Linked DNA regions of Homo sapiens: regions 1, 2, 3 and 4 are each linked to region 5. A link is a contact called in ENCODE Hi-C data. All regions are on one chromosome and are shown on one strand. Each heading gives the region's core, a stretch centred on a gene start or an enhancer-like site at or near the end of the contact. The rest is flanking DNA. Distances are from core to core; before and after follow the strand shown.

Evidence for each region. Hi-C counts contacts between places; a loop is a spot of excess contacts on that map. Pooled maps may share reads with other maps.
Region 1: a loop to region 5 is called in a map with no recorded cell type, with 10 times the contacts of the local background. The contact joins two enhancer-like sites. A Hi-C loop is called at or near these places in 11 of 37 single-sample maps with no recorded cell type and 4 of 50 pooled maps.
Region 2: a pooled map shows a loop between it and region 5 (2.1-fold over the local background). The contact joins two enhancer-like sites. A Hi-C loop is called at or near these places in 1 of 50 pooled maps.
Region 3: a loop to region 5 is called in a map with no recorded cell type, with 6 times the contacts of the local background. The contact joins two enhancer-like sites. A Hi-C loop is called at or near these places in 2 of 37 single-sample maps with no recorded cell type and 3 of 50 pooled maps.
Region 4: a pooled map shows a loop between it and region 5 (2.6-fold over the local background). The contact joins two enhancer-like sites. A Hi-C loop is called at or near these places in 2 of 37 single-sample maps with no recorded cell type and 2 of 50 pooled maps.

The regions. Positions count from the first base shown.
Region 1 is chr10:70,575,104-70,577,803 of GRCh38, reverse strand. No RefSeq gene overlaps it. Among named protein-coding and RNA genes, the nearest start is that of PRF1, 26 kb to the left of the region's middle. RefSeq lists an enhancer at 1,332-1,461. Within about 2 kb of position 1,388, at least 13 of the 41 ENCODE cell types and tissues checked have a DNase peak (open chromatin) inside an H3K27ac peak, as active enhancers do.
Region 2 is chr10:70,507,619-70,510,318 of GRCh38, reverse strand. All of the region lies in intron 1 of PALD1 (phosphatase domain containing paladin 1), which reads right to left. Among named protein-coding and RNA genes, the nearest start is that of PALD1, 30 kb to the right of the region's middle. Within about 2 kb of position 1,303, at least 15 of the 41 ENCODE cell types and tissues checked have a DNase peak (open chromatin) inside an H3K27ac peak, as active enhancers do.
Region 3 is chr10:72,247,639-72,250,338 of GRCh38, reverse strand. No RefSeq gene overlaps it. Among named protein-coding and RNA genes, the nearest start is that of DDIT4-AS1, 25 kb to the left of the region's middle. RefSeq lists enhancers at 1,168-1,267, 736-1,302, 1,303-1,871, 1,872-2,439. Within about 2 kb of position 1,383, at least 35 of the 41 ENCODE cell types and tissues checked have a DNase peak (open chromatin) inside an H3K27ac peak, as active enhancers do.
Region 4 is chr10:71,985,655-71,988,354 of GRCh38, reverse strand. The region is part of intron 1 of CHST3 (carbohydrate sulfotransferase 3); the gene reads right to left. Among named protein-coding and RNA genes, the nearest start is that of CHST3, 23 kb to the right of the region's middle. Within about 2 kb of position 1,379, at least 21 of the 41 ENCODE cell types and tissues checked have a DNase peak (open chromatin) inside an H3K27ac peak, as active enhancers do.
Region 5 is chr10:71,371,806-71,374,505 of GRCh38, reverse strand. It overlaps a transcript of SLC29A3 not described here. Among named protein-coding and RNA genes, the nearest start is that of CDH23, 24 kb to the left of the region's middle. RefSeq lists an enhancer at 1,123-1,172. Within about 2 kb of position 1,390, at least 5 of the 41 ENCODE cell types and tissues checked have a DNase peak (open chromatin) inside an H3K27ac peak, as active enhancers do.

The DNA.
Region 1 (2,700 bases), core at 139-2,638, 800 kb after region 5:
GTGCAGTGAGTTATGATTGCACCACTGCACTCTAGCCTGGGTGATAAAGTAAGACCCTGACCCAGAAGCAGCATAGAATTTAAAAAAGAAAAAGAAAAGAAAAGAAAGAGAAAGGGAGAAAGGGAGAAGAAAAGGAGAAAGGCAGAAAGAAAGAAAAAGAGAGAGAGAGAAAGAAAGAAAAAGAGAGAGAGAGAAAGAAAGAAAGAAAGAAAGAAAGAAAGAAAGAAAGAAAGAAAGAAAGAGAGAAAGAGAGAGAGGGAGGGAGAGAGGAAGGAAGCGAGGAAGGAAGCGAGGAAGGGAGGGAGTGAGGGAAAGAGAAGGAGAAAGAGAAAGAGAAAGAAAGAGGAAGGAAGGAAGGAAAGAATGAAAGAAAGAAAAGAAAGAAAGAAGGAAGGAAAGAAAGAAAGAAAAGGAAGAAAGAAGAAAGAACAAAAAGAAAAAAGGAAGAGAAAGAATGAAAGAAAGAAAAAGAGGAGGAAAGAAGGAAGGAAACAATGAAAGAAGGAAGGAAGGAAAGAAAAGAAAGAAAGAAAAGGAAGAAAGAAGAACAAAAAGAAAGAAAGAATGAATGAAAGAAAGAAAGAGAGAGGAAGGAAGGAGAGAAAGAGAGAGAAAGAAAGAAAGAAGGAAAGGAAGGAAGACAAACGCCCAAACAAAAAAGTCAGCAAAGGACATAAACAATTCATAACAGAAAAAAAAATGGCCAAAACACATGAAAAAAATCCAACTTCACTATTAGTTAAAAAGAAATAAAATTGAACAAATATGAGATTCCATTCTGAGTCATAAAACTGTGGGCAGTGCTAGCAAGGCTGGGAAAGAGCATGCCCACTCACTGCTATCTGAGACTCTGAAACAGGGCATTTCTAAAGGACAAACTGAAGGTACACATGGAAAGCCTTCAAAATGAAGCTTCCCTTTGTTTAGGAGATAACCAGAGGTTTGCACTTCCATCCACAGATTTGGAGGCACCAACCCAGATGGCTACAGCCTCCTCCATCCACAGGGAAGATTAAGCAACAGTTCCCTGACCCATGACCACCATCGTGGACAGGACCTGCCCCCTCTCTTGAGATGGCAGCATAGGGCAGGGCAAGAACCAGCTCTTAGTCTGCTGGAACTGTACCATGTGAAGCTGGAAACCAGGGTGGTCATTTTCACCAAGCAGTGCCACAGCAGTGCCGGCCTTCAGAGACAAAGCAGGTGCCCAGAGAGGCTGAGACAAGGCAGAGGGTGGGTTGTTCAAGTCTGTGCAAGAAAGCTATTTGGCGAAACACCTGTGAAGAACAAAGGAGGAAACAGAAGGCAACAGGAAGGGCCTTCAAACCACAGTGTGGCTCTAATACCCACAAAAAGAGAGAGGGAAAGAGCCAGAGAAATAAAATCCTAAGCCCCTCAACTGACCAAATGGACCACCTCTTGGCCTAGGGGACCCCCGAGAAACCTTAAAAATGGAGTTCCCGGACATGATGGAACAGGAGGTTGGACAGGCCTCATTATGCCCCCTCCCCCCCTAACCATTAGGCTTTCTTCTCTAAGGGTTAAACAGAAACCACTGCTTCACGCTGGTACCAACCAACTGCCTAACACAGCCCCTCCCCTTTTGCAGCTTGACACAGCAACCGCTAAGCAGTCCCTCCTGATAAAAAAAAAAAAAAACCCTGGCCACAGAGTGGTTCTGGCCAGTCTCCAGAAGCTGCACCCAGAGGGCCTTCGTGTCCTCTGCTTCCCGTTTTAATGTAGAGGGCCTAACTGTAATATGTTTAAATGTTAAGTCTCCACCCCAAAGTGAATCTGGGACACGTGTTACATACATGTTACCCTACTACGAATGCCCTTGCCTCCCCTTTGTGAATATTCATTGCTGCTCCTATAACCTGTTGAATATGTATATCTGGACACCCTATTCAGCGTAAATCCCTGTCTTATTCTCCCCACCTTCGAAGTGTCTGTTTCTGGCTTCTGGCCAGAGGCTACGTTTCCCAGCCTGTCAGAATGACCACCCAGCAGGTTGCAACCCTTTATGAGAAATAAAGCTCTCCTTTCCAAATGTGTATGAACCTCATCTTTCCTCAGTAGACACAACAAGCCTGACACTGCAGGATAGCTCTGGGCAACTCTTGGTCAGACCAATGGGGAGGCTCCCAGCCTCGCTGCAGGATGGAGGGGCAGACACAGCCAGCTCTATATCCCTGCCCTGCTCAGTCAGCAGCCTGTGGGTGGAGTGTGCTGGATGGGGGAGCAAGGCCTTGGCACGAACACTGTGTTGGATCCAGAGGTGCAATTGCTGGAAGGTGGTCCAACTGTTCTCTCTGCAGCAGCAGCAGGTTGTCCTGAGGGGAGAAGTGAGTGGTGCACCCCTATGGAGGACACAGAGGGAGCTTCCAGGACTCCCCGGGCAGCCTCCTAGTCCCAGTCCCTGCTGCATTCCTGCCATGGTCCTCTGCTGGTCATATATATATATATATATATATATATACACACACACATATATATATATATACACACACATATATATATATATACACACACATATATATATACATATATATATACACATATATATACATATATATATACACATATATATACATATATATATATACATATATATATATATATACACATATATATATATATATATATATATATTTTTTTTTTTTTTTTTTTTGAGATAGAGTCTCTCTCTTTCACCCAGGC
Region 2 (2,700 bases), core at 54-2,553, 860 kb after region 5:
GGACTAGACCCAGAGTGACAGTGGGAAAGCACACTTCAGCCCCACTTCCAACCTCCAGCAATCTCCCAGGTACCTAAAGCATCATTTCAAGGAGCTGGGGAGAACCATGACCTGGATTCTGGGCATCTGTCTCCATCCCACCCACCACTGTGGCCTCCAGTCTAAACTCCTTTGCCCAGCACTCAAGTACCCCCTTAGGCACCCTCATCTCAACACCATGAATTTGCCCCACACATCCCCAATATTTTAGGCAAATCCAGATCCCAGCTGCCCCGTAGTGTTGAACAGGAAAAAAAAGCCCCACTAGAAGTTTTCCTCCAGCCCTGACTTTCCAAGAGTTCGGCACAGCCCACGCTTATTTCCATCTGGACGAGATAGATGGGTGGTTTTCAGACATTTCAGCGGCTGAATTCTTTGTGCAAAATCAATGTTTCCTGAAAGCCCTGTGTGTCCAACAGCCAGGAGCAGAGCTGGTGTACTGGCTGCACGCTCAGAAGAAGCTGCAGCGCTTCCTGCCCCCAGACCCAACCTGTGCCCTCCTAGAGAGAAGTTCCAGAGCTGCCCCACAGAGCTGCTCAAGGCCCTCAAGGTCCTCCCAGGACCTAAGGCCCTTCCCTGCCCTCACCCTTGTGGGTCCCACAACCAGGCACGCCAGGCCACCCTCACCCCCTTCAGTACATCCATCAACATCCAGTGGAAATGAATGGGCCTCCTGCTCCAAGCCAAGCAGCACTCAGCCTGTGCTCCACCCAGCCTGGCCCTGACCCCGGTGGCCTGGTGTTTCCTAAGTACATGCCTCACCTCCCCACTCTGGGTCTGATGTTCCTTCTGTGGGGCAGCCCTACTAACAGGATTCAGCCCACAATAGTTGTAGATTCCAAATGCCACTTTACCAAGTGCATTTCACATTGGAACTTCAGGACAACCTTATGAGGAAGGGAGAAGCACAGGGCAACTGTCCCATCAAGCAGGTGAAAAAACAGGCCAGAGAGTTCTCTACAGTACAAGACAGAGCCCAGCCTCCGTTTCCGCAGCTGGCTCTTCCTGCACTTCACCTGCCACTCCCTCATTCCTCCACTGAAGCCACCCCAGCTTTCCCAACGGACACTAGGAAGCTTAGAGCAGGGACCGGCAGGGGGCAAAGAACACGTGGGACCCAGGGGGAGAGTACCCCTTCCGGAGCCATGGCCTCTCACACGCCCCTGGCAGCCAGATGCCCAGGGTGAGTAACAATGGAGCTAAAAATAGGGCCCGACTCTGGGGGACGGCAGAGGGCCGAGTGGCCAGCTGGAGGAAACATCTGCCTCAGCTCAAGAACAAATACAGAGGAAGCTGCCGTGCTGCAGGGTTCCCCTACTGTGGGTGCAGAGCACATGAAACGTCCAGGTCTGTACCCAGGGCAGGGGCTCAGACCAGCCCTTCACCTGCCCTGGGCCTGGTCCCGCAACTCCCACAGGCCTGCACACACACACACAGGTTCCGCAGCTCCCACAGGCCTGCACACACACACACACACACACACACACACACACACGCCATACAGAGTCGAAACCCACCCTGGGCACCCACGTGTATCTTAGAGTTGAGAGCCAGAAGTACCTTTGAGACCCAAGTCTGACCCTTTCATTTTACAAAGGAGGAAACTGGGGTCCACGGGTGGCCGGAGACCTGCCCACAGTCACAAGAACAGTGGGTGGTGGCGTTGGGACAGGGTTCTCCTGCTCCTCACTCTCTATGGCACCTCGTGCTCATGCGCATCACTGGGCACGTCCAGCTGGGGCCAGTGACCCTGCTTCTGAGGAGGCAGATTCTACCTTAAGCATATCAGCTGGACTCAGGGCGCAGCATGTGGCAGTCCAGGAGCACGCTGGGCTGGCCCAGCCCTTCTCCAACCTGCTGCTCCCCAACTCCCATGCCCTAAACTCCAGCCAGTGCACCTCCTCACAGTCCCTAGAATGGGCACCATCAACAGGCCTTGGCAAATAATCAACATCAATAACAAAAATAATAAGAAAGCCGAGGAGCATCTTACTGGACCAGGGGGTGGGAGCAGGGTGTTTTGCAGTCTGTTGATGGCAGAAATGTTGCCTTTGAAGATCCTTGACATATTCCATAAACAACAAGGCTGGGCCGTCTCTCAAATGGTCTGGCCCAGCCAGTTTTCCTCCAGCGACAGAAAAGATGCTGCTGTTTCTTCCGTGGAGCAGCGAAGTTTGAGGGCCACACACCAGCCCCCCAATCACTCATTCCACATCTTCCTGACTGGCTCAATCTTCTTGTCCAGCCCACTCCCTGCATCAGGAGGCTTCCTTATCCTCCCCTCCGTGCCTTCCCACCACAGGGGTCTCCCTGGGGACCCACCAGGCAGGACCTGGTGCTGGCCTTCACTGGCATCCTCAGGGCCTGGCCTGTGCTTGGCACAAAGGAGCCACTTGGATAAACAAAACAGGGAAAATTTTTTTAAAACAATAAAAAGCTAGCCTGGGCAAGATGGTGAGACCTCATCTCTACGAACACATACATACACCACACACACACACACACACACACACACACACACACACACACGCACACACAAAACATACAAATGTAACAATTAGCCAGTGTGGTGGTATGCACCTATGGTCCCAGAACTTTGGGAAGCCAAGGCTGGCGGATAGCTTGAGGCCACAAGTTCGAGACCAGCCTGGGCAACGTGGC
Region 3 (2,700 bases), core at 134-2,633, 880 kb before region 5:
AAAGAGACTCCGTCTCAAAAAAAAAAAAAAAAAAAAAATTAGCGGGGCTTGGTGGTGCAAACCTGTAGTCCCAGCTACTCAGGAGGATGAGGCAGGAGGATCAATTGATCCAGGGAGGTTGAAGCTGCAATGAGCCAAGATCACGCCACTGCACACTCCAGCCTGGGCGACAGAATGAGACCCTGTCTCAAGCAAACAAAAAATAAAAAAGAGAAAGCATCTATTCTCAAAATCACCTGGAGAGAAACTTTGAGAGAAAATGCTCACATTCATTGCAAGAGTTTGAAATAATGCCTCAAAATCAGTTATCCCGAAGTGACATGAGACCTGCATCCAAGAACCTTTAATAAATAGTGGCAGCCAGGCATGGTGGCTCACGCCTGTCATCTCAGCACTTTGGGAGGCTGAGGCAGGTGGATCACCTGAGGTCAGGTGTTCAAGATCAGCCTGGCCAACATGGTGAAACCCTGTCTCTACTAAAAATACAAAAATTAGCCCGGTGTGGTGGTGGGTGCCTATAATCCCAGCTACTCGGGAGGCTAAAGCAGGAGAACTGCTTAAACCCGGGAGGCAGAGGTTGCGGTGAGCCGAGATCATGCCACTGCACTCCAGCCTGGGCAACAAGAGCAAAACTCCATTTCAAAAATAAATAAATAAATAAATAAATAAATAAATAAATAAATAAATAAATAAATAAATACTGGCATAGGCCAGGCACATAGTGGCTTATGTCTTAATCCCAACATTTTGGGTAGCCGAGGCGGGAGGGTTGCTTGAGCCCAGGAGTTCGAGACCAGCCTGGGCAACATAATGAGACCCTGTCTCTACAAAAAATACAAAAATGAGCCAGGGGTGGTGGTGCGTGCCTGTAGTCCCAGCTGCTCAGGAGGCTGAGGTTCACTTGAGGCCCGGAGTTGGAAGCTGCAGTGAGCTATGAACGCACCACTGCATTCCAACCTGGGTGGAAGTGAAACCCCCCTTTCTAAAATAAATAAATAAAAATAAATACTGATGTTGGTTGTTCCTCTCAGTTTCCCTGAACCTCAGTTTTGTCATCTGAAGGATGTTTTGTTATGAGGGATATGAAACGCGACTGTGTGATGGCACCCGGCACGCTGAAGATGCTTTGGAAATGCGGGATGGGTCAGAATCTTAAGTGCTCGGAGTCTGGTGGCCGGGGGCCTCACCCAGCAGGAGGACACAATGGAGACAGCCTCCCTGGGTCATACAGTGGGCTGCACGCAGGTGCAGGCAGGGGAGCCAGGCCTGAGGCTAGGTAAGAGGCAGCACTAGGACCCAGGGGCCACGTATGCAGCAGGCTCCGCCGGATAAGTTCTCAGCCAGAACACAATGTTCTCAGTGTACCCACAGGAAACCCTGAAGAAGAGAACTGCACATGGCCTCTGCTGGGTGTGTTCTGGTCACAGCCTTTTATTCTTTTTCCTAACCTCAGTCCCCACTTTCACATCCTGTAACCTGCATTGCTGCCCCACCCCACCCTGCTGGGCTGGTCCCAGGTCCCAGGAGAGCAACCAATGCAGGAAGTCCAAGGCCTGGCCAGGTTTTACCATTTTCAAATAAGACCCGTTTGCCTCTAACCCTGGTTTCCTGAATCGCAACCCTTTGTGATGGAAACTTGCTTTTTACAGTGCAGAAGGCAGACACTGGGGACAAAGTTGTATTTCTGCCATGGCAAGGATCTTGGCCCACAGGCAAAGGAAACAGCTGATGCCTCATACCACCACCTCCCTTCCTCTCTGAAGGCCGGGTCCCACCTGGGACAGGGGAGGGCCTCCGTCGCTGCTGCCTGAATCAGAGGGAACTTGGAGCTGCCTGGGGGATCAGCGCCAAGTTTGGAGCAGAACATCCTATGATGTGGTTCCTAGTTTTTATTTCCACGAATGCTATAATATGTTGTCCCACCGAGCTATTTTTATTGAATGGAAAAAAAAAAAAAAGCAAACCTCTGCAAAACCAGCAGTCCTCTGTTAGACGGAAGGACAAGGTGAACTTTTCACTTCCTTCCCTGCAGCCTATCAACTCAGTCCGTGGTTTGGTGTCACCCACACTCTGTGCTATATTCAATCTCAATTTTTGCCTCCTTGTTTTTGAAGCTGCAGGAGCAAGGCTCTAAACCTATGTTTCTCCTGCTAGTTGCATGAGGCTTTTAGAAGTGCCTTTTTGGTGAATTCTCACAACAGCAAAATAGAGATCTATCAGCTGCTTGCCAGCTGCAGGCAAAGGTGGGTCTGAAGAGAGTGAACAAGGAGGGGAACCTTGAGAAACCCAGCACAATCCCAGCCAACTTCTGGCAAACTGCACTGTTGGGAGCTCCGCACAGGCTGCATTCCTGCCACGTTAATGAGAGGCCTGGCCATTGAAAATAAGACCCAAGCCGGAGGGGGTGGCTCATGCCTGTAATCCCAGCACTTTGGGAGGCTGAGGCAGACGGAGGACCTGATGTCGGGAGTTTGAGACCAGCCTGACCAACATAGAGAAACCCCATCTCTACTAAAAAAATGCAAAAATTAGCTGGGCATGGTGGTGCATGCCCGTAATCCCAGCTACTCGGGAGGCTGAGGCAGGAAAATCGCTTGAACCCGGGAGGCGGAGGTTGCAGTGAGCCGAGATCACACCACTGCCCTCCAGCCTGGGCAAGAAGAGTGAAACTCCGTCTCAAAGAAAATAAGACCCAGTGCC
Region 4 (2,700 bases), core at 130-2,629, 610 kb before region 5:
GATTTGGGTGCGGACAAATATCCCAACTATATCACAGGGGAAGGGCTGGCACATGTGCCATGTACTTATTACCCCTACTTTAGGAGGAGGTGGCTAAGGAAGCCTAGGAATCTTCTGGGCCCTGGAGTCCTTTTTCTTCCCTCATCCCTCATGTGCCCTATTTTTTCCCATTTTGGTCATGCTCATTATTACAAAACGCTGTGCTCATTTGTGGGGTTTGGAGCTTTTGTCAGTTTTATCAATCATCAACCTTTTGACCAGAAATGTGTGCATGTACGTATACATGCAATGGGTGCATCATACGTGCACATGCTCGGGAGAAGCCCATGGAAGCTGTGAGGGGACCATGGGCTAGCCTTCAATGGCTACACAATGGCCACAGCTTCCCATTTTGTTCTGCACCTCTGGAAAGACGGCTCCATTACAGGATTTCTGAGATAACCGGGTAGAGAAAAACTCTCCATGCATAAGTCTAGGATCCCTAATTCTTGCTCTATCCTCCTTCCTGACCTTCTAAGGAGGCTTTCTGATCCTGGAGAATGATCAAGTAAGGGACAGGACAGAGAGGAGAATTTCTTCTGCTCCCTGTTTTCTTCCAACCCTACTTCTATTTCCTCTGTCTTTTTTTTTTTTTTTTTTTGAGACAGTCTCACTCTTGTTACCCAGGGTGGAGTGCAGTGGCACAATCTTGGCTCAACGCAACCTCCGCCTCCCGGGTTCAAGCCATTCTCCTGCCTCAGCCTCCCGAGTAGTTGGGATTACAGTTAGGCACCACCACGCCCAGCTAATTTTTTTGTATTTTTAGTACAGACAGGGTTTCACCATGCGGACCAGGCTGGTCTTGAACTCCTGACCTCAAGTGATCTGCCCGCCTCAGCCTCCCAAAGTGCTGGGATTACAGATGTGAGTCACTGCGTCGGTCTCCTCTGTTTCTATACAGTGGCAACAGAATTTGAATCCTCTGGAGCTTCCTCAAACTCCCACTTAATGGTCCCATTGACAGCAGGAAGGGGTTTTATTCCTGTGATGAAAGGAGGAACTCCAGCCTCTTTTCTTCTTATTCTTTTTTTTTTTCCTGCTCCCGCCCTGACTTCAACCTCTTGTGTTCTGTCCAACATCTCTGCACTAGATCTGTAGGAGAAGCAGCGGTTAGGGAGAGAGGGGCCACAGGGGTCTTGGGCAGCAGGAGGCTTGGTCCGCATGTGTCTGCTGCTATCCTCTGACTGATCTATGGCCACAGAGGAGCCCATCTACACTCGGTCTGCCAGTGGAAACAGAGGTCAATTGTCTAACTGCTCTGAGCGTTGGACAGATGGCCCTGAACTCGGACAGACTTGGAGTGGGTCCCAGCTCTCCCACTTACTCTCTGCTGACGTTGGGTGAGGAATTTAACTTCTCTGAGCTTAGGCTGGCCCCACAGGGTTGTTGTGAGCATCAAGGAAGCTGTGTGAGCTCCGAAAATTGGGAAGATTGCACACAGGCTGGGCATTATTGCTGGTCTGAACAAATGTCAGCCAGAGCCCGTCTATGCCAATGGCACTGTTGGTTGGTATTTCTTGGGTACATCTCTCCCCATGCTGGGCTGCAGGGGAGGGACACTGGCTGATCCACTTCGGGTTTATCTTATAGAACCAGCCCCAGGCGATCTCTGCCTGCTGCAACTATTCCTATCGGTCAAGGGCCCACCTTTCCAGCATTACTTACAGGGACACTCACCTAACATGTCAGGCCTCGGGCCTGGGCACACCTGGACATGGCCATGGCCAAACGGTTTCTCAGCTAAGAGGGCAAGTCAATTTCCACCCCGGGCCAAAGCTGACAGATGGGAAGGGGCTGCCTGGAGCGCCGTATTTGAAAATACGAGTGCTGCGATTGCTCTGTGACATCTATCATGGGTGGAGGATGGCACAGCTATTGTGAATCTGCTGCGGCTGTTTTAGAGGACTGGTTTTCAACTCTGACAGCATAAGAATCATCCAGAGAAGTTTACAAATCACTGAGGCCTGGGTGCCACCTCCAGATTCAGATTGCATTGGTGTGGCCTGGGCATCAAGATTACTTAAAGCTCCTTAGGTGATTCTAACCTAGAATCAGCAAAGATGGAGAGCCACTACTTTTAGAGCACCCAACTTCACTACCCTGGCGCTCTTACAGACAGCGGGAGCTGCTGCCTGCACACACACTAGCTATCAGCAAGGCCAGAGTGGCAGCGGCCTGCTGAATCTCTTGCTAACCAGGGAGGGATGCCAGGAGAACAGGTCTGTGTCCCTTGTTTTACCTACTTAGTAAAAAAAAACAACACTGATACACATACAATAACTTGGATGAATTTCCAGGGAACTGTGCTGAGTGAAAACAGCCAATCACAAAAGGTTACACACTGCATAATTCCATTTATAGAACATTCCTGAAATGACAAAACTGTAAGAATGGAGAACAGACTAGTATTGCCAAGGGTCAAGGAAGGGGTGGGGGCAGGAGGGAAGTGAGTGTAGTTATAAAAGGGCACCACAGGGGATTCTGTATGAAGTCAACATTCTGATTGTGACATTAGGCTAGGCTTTCACAGAATGTTACCATAGGGGGAAGTGGGTAACAGATTCATGAGACCTCTCTGTACAATTTATTAAAATTGCGTGTGAATCTACTGTTATGTCAAAATGAAACTGTGTAATGAAAAGGAAAAAAAAGAAAAGAAAA
Region 5 (2,700 bases), core at 141-2,640:
CTTGGCTTACCTTCGGGTTACCATGGCGGGAGCAGAATGGAGCTCTATCTTCTTACCATGAAGTTACACAGATATCATTATCTTGAAACCTCTTAAGAGGTAAAAAGGTGGCCAGCCATTGACCAGAGAGGACCCTTGGCCCCTGCCTATCATCTGTCACGCATGTCCTGAGGGGGTGGGAAATGGTTAAAGGGAGAGAGGAAAGGGAGCCCCCTAAATCTCTACCAATCCTGGCTATATATCCTAATAAGGCTCAGCTATGCATATTTAGGAAGACAGAGGAGAGGGAAATAGGAAGAGAGGTACAAATAATGAGGAAAGCAAGAGGTCTGCCTGGCTCAAAGGAAGTGAATTCAAACTTCTAGTAATGAAAATGGGCCCAGGACAATAATACAAATGGAGGCCCTATACCAGGTGTTTTCATATGTAAGTTACACATCAATGACTAAACTTAAAATATCTTCTCCCTTCTACCTTGACACATATATACCTTTATAACAACCTGGAAGGTCAGGTTGGAATCTAGAATTCTCTGACTTCTCAGAATTCTGCTCAGTCCCACATCTAGAAGGGTCTCCTGTGAACGAATGTAGATATCCCAACCTATAAGTCCCAACTCTGCACCCCTTGCAAACAGCCATTCCTTGCACCCAGGTGTGCCCTTAGCAGTCTGCCCTTGGGGCCATGGGTCTGGGAAAAGGCCTTCCCAGCCCTTCCTTATAGGTTCAAGCCCATTTAGGCAAGGGATTCAAGTGTCCCACGTACCCAGAGCATGGCAGAAGGGAAGAGGGCTGTGAGCTCCTGGTTATCATGTCCCTTTGGTCCTACAGACTCCTTGTCCCATAGGATGGGGTGCAAATGGATCTAAGGGCAGGATAATAATAAGAGCTAATATCTGATACGCTTTTTGCAGTTCACAAGGCACTCTGACAGGATCAGAATGTCGAGGCATGCAGGATTAATATCTCCATTTTACGGATGAGGATACTGAGGTTCAGAGTTCTCTGATTCCAAGCCCTGTGTCCTGACTCCCCTATTTCAAGAATCGAGGTGGCTGTTCCTTACCCAACAGGGCAGAGCCTGAGGTTCTTGAGCAGCAGAAAGCAAGGAAAGGGAAATTTCCCGACATCCTCACAACAGGCCAGGGCCAGCACACTTTGACATTTGACCTGTCCTATTCCTTTCTCCCAGAGCTTTATAAGCAGAAAGCAAGCCACAGACATCTGTCTTCTGAAAGACAAGGCCAGAGTTCTGCATTCGTAATTCACACAACATTATTAGAAAATGCAGTCAATTCAGTTTCTGTTTGAAAAAGTGTTGCTGGTTGGTAATGGCTCATTTCCCCTTTTTGAGTCTCAGCAAAGACTCAGAAAATGAAAAACAGTTAACATCACCTCAGCAGCTAATGAATTCCAGAGGACAGATAGGAGGTGTGACTACACCCTGGTAGGAGGCAGCCCCGCACCCCTCACCCACTGCTCCCCAGTTACAGGAATGCCTGCGAGGGGGTGAGATCACAGCGCCTTCCAGCCTGTCATCGCACGCATGCCTTGAGACTTGCCCCTCAGCCTCACTGTCTCGCCCCCGCCCCTGTCCCTCCTCCCTCCTCAATATTGATGGTGTTGGGCCTCAGCTGAAGGGAGCAGGTGGGAAAGACACAAGTGAGGAGTAAAGCCACCAGGCGCCAACCTTGGGGCGTGGTGAAGAAGATGAGCTTGGCACTTAAAATGCAAAGGCCCTGCCCTGAATCTGTGATCATTTTCAAGGAAGGTTGAGTGAGTGTCCACAATGCATTAGCTTCATTAAAGACTTTCCGGTTCCTGAGGCCTCAACTGGAACAGCAGCAGATGAAGCCCTCACTTTCTCTCCCCGGGCCAGGTGTGAGCTGATGACAACCCCTCATCACTCTTTGGTTTAGCACAGTGGTTCTCCTCGTGGGGTTCTCAGACCAGCAGCATCAGCACCACCTGGGAACTTGTTGGAACTACAAATTCTCAGGTCCCACACCAGACCTATGGAATCAGGGACTCTGGGAGTGGATACAGCAATCTGCATTTACCAAGTGCTCCAGGTGATTCTAATGAGGACTGCTGCTATTGTGACCATCAGGCACTTGAGTCTTGGAGTCAGGCAGACCTGGGTTTGAATCTCAGTTCTGCCACTTAGCAGCTATGTGAGTCTTAGTTTTGGCACATATAAAATGGGGATAATAATCCTTCCACCTAGTGACTGAATGGATTAAGTAAGATTATGCATTCACTTGCCCGGTTCATAGTGCTCAATAAGCAGTAGTTCCTCTATTTCTCTGGAAATCTGATTAGACAGAGGGACTTCAAGAAGTTCACCGTGAAGATGCTAACAGGCCAGTTCAGGTGTGTGGCTCCTGACTCACGCCTAAAGCCACCTCTTGCATCCTGTGACCGATGACTGGTTCTCACTACTTAACCAGGACTGAAACTGTCGATAGATCTGGTTTATTCCCCAGCTCTCTAAAAGGAATCCTCCTGCCTCTGAGAGCAGTGTGCAGACTTCCTCTTTGCAATGATTTCATGAAACAGCAGGACCTGCTGCACTTGCAGGCAGAGCTCTGGAACTGGGCTATTATTTCTGTCGTTCTTCCTCATTGAAAAAGTGGTCAGGATAACCTCTGCCCTGCCAACCTCCAAGGGCGATGGGAGGAGAAGTAATCATTTAGCCTGG